2 separate regions of the Mus musculus genome follow, and region 1 is linked to region 2. The links are chromatin loops, found by intact Hi-C in ENCODE. Cell type or tissue: heart. All regions are shown on one strand.

Region 1 (2,500 bases), 120 kb before region 2:
TAGCAGAGACCAATATTACACAACCCTCCCTCCAAACTCTTCGATGATACAGACTTCTGGGAAATGATGGATTTACTTTGTTGGAAAATAACAAGGTAAATTAGCCCAACTAAAATGAAATACTTCCTAAGATGTAACTGAATACAGTAGAAAGGACTGAGAGGGAGACTGCAGTGATCCAAAGTCAACCGGGGGCTGGAATGAGACAAGACTCAAAATAAGATGAACGAGAGACAGAGACAGACAGACAAACAAGCAAGAGGACGTCCACAGACAAATGGCGCGGGACATTTTTCTGAAAGAACAGGAGTTGCTCCACCTCGACCTAACAAGATTTAAACCTGGGTTCTGGACTAAAGACCTGTCCTGAACTATTACCATTACCCAAACCTCTGCCTTCAGCAGCAAGACACTAATAACTACGCTAAAACCCTAAATTTCAAAGTATAGGAGTTACAAGAATCTGAGCAGATTCTCAAAGAACTAAGTTTTCCATTTAAATGTAAACCAAGTGTAGAATCAAGCAAGACTTTGCAAAACGTCAACGTGGCCCCGTCTATAGCCCAGTTTACGCTCGCAGTTACACCAAGTCAGTTTGCCCAGTTACTTACTAGGCATCAGGGGAACATCAGCTGGCAGAGGGTTAAAAGACCACAACACTCCCTAACACCGCAGGCAGAGTGGAGACGCTGGCCAAGCGCCACCACTACTCCAGAAGTTGGGGCACGGAGCCCCCAAACACCCGTCACCCGTTCCCCAGGTCCTCCGGGCAGGGCGCCTCCTCGACACCCCTCCCCCAACACCCGAACGCCACGGCCCTGCTGCTCTGCTCTGGCTCTCCGCACTTGTCAGTCCTTTCTGCCGCCTCACCTGGGTTAGCTGTAGTCGCCGCCATGGTCGAGATGGCACCGTCCCTGCGCCACCCTCGGTGGGAGGGGCAGCCGCCACCGAGCTGGGGGAGGGGAGGGAAGAGCCACTCCGCAGATTAGGCACCTTACCGCCGCCACCGCTACCGCGGAATCCAAGATGGCGGACGCCCACCCCCCTCCCCATCCTGGGCAGAAGACACGCCCCAAACTATGGGCGCGGTCAGTCTCCAGACAGCCTCCCTGGGAGAACTGGCCAATAGAAACAGTAAGTCGCCATAGAGGCCGGGCTAGTGACTCGGCCAGTGAGTCCGGTGACCCGAGGAGTGCTAGGAAGCCTGAGCTAGGAAGCCAACCAGCTGTTTCCCTAATCCGGCCTTCTCGGCGTCAGAGATTCATAACCAAATTGACGTCAGTGAAATGCAAAGAAAACGAGCATTTTACTAAAATGTTTTCTTTCTTAGTGGGCTCATCAGCATATGCTTCCTACAGACGATTTGTTATGCAAACCCTCTTTATAGGTTCTAACACAGGGATCACTAATCCATTCTAGGTTGTTTTTTCTTTATGAACTTTTGTCACTAGTAAAAGTCCGATAACTAATTCTTAAGAGTTGGCTCTGAAGCTGGTAGGAAAAAGCTGGGTGATTACGTGGTACCAAAGATGCCAACATTTGAAATGGAGACAACGAACAAAGAATTTTTATTAAACAAGTATTCCAGAACTCAGAATGCAAAGACCAGTCTGTACTACAAAATGAAACTAGTCCCTTTCTCTGCCCTCCAAAAGTGAGGTGTCCTATGTCACAAGTTTTTTTAAAATGACAAGGTAGTAAACACACAGACGTAATGTCTAATTATAAGAACTGAGCAATTCAGAACAGACAATGTCGACTCAAAACACTGTGAGATAAATTCTATAATTTTACAAATCAAGAACTACAAGCAGGGGCTGGAGAGATGGCTCAGCGGGTAAGAGCACTGACTGCTCTTTCAGAGGTCCTGCGTTCAAATCCCAGCAACCACATGGTGGCCCACAACCACCCCTAATGAGATCTAACGCCCTCGTCTGGTGTGTTTGAAGACAATTACAGTGTACTTATTTAGAATAATAAATAAATCTTTGGGCCAGAGAAAGCAGGAACTGAGTGAGCCGACCAACTGGAGTGGGCGAGGTTGATTGGAGCAAGCAGAGGTCCTAAAGTCAATACCCAATAACCACATGAAGGCTCACAGCCATCTGTACAGCTACAGTGTACTCATATACATAAAATAAATAAATAAATCTTAAAAATATATATTTAAAAAAAAAAAAGAACTACAAACAGATCCAGGCATAGTGATGCATGCCTTTAATCCTAGTACTCAGGAGGCAGAGACTGGCCAATTTCTCTGAGTTCAATGCCAGCCTGGTCTACATAGTGAGTTCTAAGACAGCAGGAGCTATATATAGAAAGACACTATCTCAAAAACAAACAAAAACCAAAGACATGAAACAAAGGCCACCTTGCAAATTAATCCAGTAGTGAGAAGCAAAGTGAATGAAACTAACACCCAAAGTCTATTATATTCATCACCATGTATATGTGGACTGGGGGGAGGAGGGTAATTTTGTTCTTTGAAACAAGGTCTCAT
Region 2 (2,500 bases):
GAGAAACCCTGTCTCGAAAAACCAAAAAAACAAAAACAAAAAACAAAAAACTTCTTTCTAGGGCTGGAGAGATGGCTCAGTGGTTAAGAGCACTGACTGCTCTTCTGAAGGTCCTGAGTTCAATTCCCAGCAACCACATGGTGGCTCACAACCATCCGTAATGAGATCTGATGCCTTCTTCTGGAGTGTCTGAAGACAGCTATGGTATTTACATATAATGAAATAAATAAATCTAAAAAAAAAAAAAAACAAAATCAACAACCATTTAAAAAAAAAAAAAAAAAAGAACTTCTTTCTAGATATTGAAGAGCAATAGAAGTCAACTGCTTCGGGCTAAAGTATGAGCCCAAAAATACAGGGCAGATTCTGGTAAAGCTAAGGGGTGAGGCTGTGACAACCGTGGCCTCAGGCTTCTCTGGGATGTTTCACAAACTTCCCTGCTCCAACCCCAAACACTATATAAGAATATGCCTTCCAGAGACAGGGAGAGGCCAGTAGGTTGAAGTAGCAGCGGCAAATGGGGTAGTGTTGAAAGGAACTGTACAATGTCAGTCTCCCTGTGGCCAGCGACAGAGAGAAACCTAGTCAGAGGCTCCAGTGAGAATAGAGGCACCAGAACTAGTTCACACACACAGCACACCACACCACACCCCTTAGAAATTAGGCACTATGTGGCCAGAAACAAGACCTAAGGAACGGAATATTTGACCTTAGGGGCCCCATCACAAATGCAAGACAGTCACCTTAGCTCTGGGATGGGAAGTGACCCCCTACCCCAGCTCTCACACAAACAGAAGTAATTTCTGGGGGAGGCCTTCCCTAACTCAGTTCTGGGGAAGACCGGCTCACTCCAGACCTCACAGCGCTTAGAACACCCTGACAGCTGAGGCTGGAAACTCGGATAAGTGAGATCTGGTTTGGATGCCAGGAGTGCAGCTTAGGCACAGGAATTCCCAAGCTCAGGCTAAAAAGAAATGCCACCCACCTGCAGGTAGCCAACTAACTTGAGGGCCTCTGGGCCTGTAATTAGCAAGTTACAACCCAGAGCTGGCCAAACACGCCCCATAACGGTATAGGAATGTGAGCCCTTTGGGGCCGGGACAGACACTAAAGAGTGTACTCCTTCCTGTTTCCCGTTAGGCACATGGACACTCTGACCTCCCTCTTGGGATGGGCACAAGGGGGTCAGAAACAGAGGCGGCAGCGGCGGCGGTAGCAGTAGCAGCAACAGCAGCAACAGCAGGGGCCGCCACCGTTCCTCCTCGGCCTCCACACTCAGGCCCCAGGACGCACGCGGGCCCGCAGGGGCTTCTAGCACCGAAGGTCCGCTACTGCTCCACTCCTAACAAAGGGGCGTCTGTACCATGGATCCTGAGCGAGCGCCCGGCCCCAGTCCCCCTACCTGTTGCCCCGCAGGCCTTCTCTGGTCCGAGGCCCCAGCCGGGCCCGGATCGCCCGCTCCAGCAGCGCTCGGCCCGCCCTCCGGCAGGCCGGCCGCCATGAGCCGGTGGAGGCCCCGCTCCCTCCGAGCTGCACCCTGAGCCCCCGCGCCCGTCACTGCCCCGCCACCCTCGCGGACCCGCGCACAGACTTACTCGGCGTCCGGTGCAGAGCTGCTCCGGCCCGGGCGCCGCTACTCCGTTTCCCACTTCTAGCGCCCGGCCGGTGCGCACTGACTGGGCCGGGTCCTCTCCTCCCCCTTCCGCTGCCCGCGGCTCCCTCCCTCCTTCCTCCTTTGCCCGCCGAGCCCCGGCGAGCCCAGGCCGAGCCCAGTAGCGGAGCTGAGTTGGGTGTGGGCCGCGGCCGGGCGGGGCCCGGTGCCCGGAACCCTGCGCTGCGCCTATGGAGCGGAGGAGCCCCGACGGGGCGGGTGGCACGTGCCCCGCAGGGCGCCTGGGTCTCTGAGTGGCGCGGTTGCGGCCCACCCGGACATTGGTCAGGGACCCCCTGGTGCTTGAGCCCAGAGCAGTTCAGAGCTGGCTGCCTCTGCCCAACCCCGCGGCCCTGGTGTGGTCGGCGACCTCAGCCCATGATTTACCCCCGGGTTGAATGCTACAATCCCATCGTCCGGCTTCACTGGGCATCAGAGGAAGGGTGCACGCGGAGAAAACCCTGCACAGATCCCGATGCTCCCTACGGTGAGATCCACAATGCCCCCTCCCCCAGCCCTGCTGTTTAGAGTCCTAACAGAGCTACTCAAACCTTTTGTAAAATGTACTCCAGGCTACACTATGGTTAGCCGTGATCAGTTTCGTATTAGAACCTGTTTTCCCTTAAATAGTCCCATAAAATCTATGCCTCAAGAAGAGAGCAGCAGGTTGGAGACATGGCTCAGCGGTTAAGAACACCGACTGCTGTTCTAGAGATACTGAGTTAAATTCCTAGCAACCACATGGTCACTCACAACTATCTGGGATCCCATGCACTCTTCTGGTGCGTCTGAAGACAGCCACATTGTACTCATATAAATTAATAAATAAGGGGACGGATGGGGGGGAGA

Evidence for each region. Hi-C counts contacts between places; a loop is a spot of excess contacts. Peaks named below come from ENCODE experiments on the same cell type or tissue, not always from the same donor. Only the 100,000 strongest peaks of a DNase experiment are listed, where the experiment ranks them.
Region 1: a loop joins it to region 2, with 4 times the contacts of the local background. A loop is called at or near these places in 2 of 42 quality-filtered maps.

Annotation. Positions count from the first base shown.
Region 1 is chr3:95,432,932-95,435,431 of GRCm38, reverse strand. It overlaps Arnt (aryl hydrocarbon receptor nuclear translocator), which reads right to left and starts at 1,042. Exons shown (of 22, transcript NM_001037737.2): 1 at 871-1,042. The coding sequence starts at 895. In heart, no CTCF peak of the experiment used is centred here; a DNase peak (open chromatin) is centred at 1,111; H3K4me3 peaks cover 1,721 bases; H3K27ac peaks cover 2,030 bases.
Region 2 is chr3:95,314,441-95,316,940 of GRCm38, reverse strand. Anxa9 (annexin A9) reads left to right here and starts at 1,761. Exons shown (of 14, transcript NM_001379545.1): 1 at 1,761-2,138. It overlaps Cers2 (ceramide synthase 2), which reads right to left and starts at 1,751. Exons shown (of 11, transcript NM_029789.2): 1 at 1,596-1,751. It overlaps LOC115489748, which reads left to right and starts at 1,145. Exons shown (of 2, transcript XM_030252979.1): 1 at 1,145-1,184; 2 at 1,377-2,197. The coding sequence starts at 1,145. The coding sequence ends at 2,179. In heart, a CTCF peak has its summit at 1,245; DNase peaks (open chromatin) are centred at 1,240 and 1,740; H3K4me3 peaks cover 2,228 bases; H3K27ac peaks cover 2,212 bases.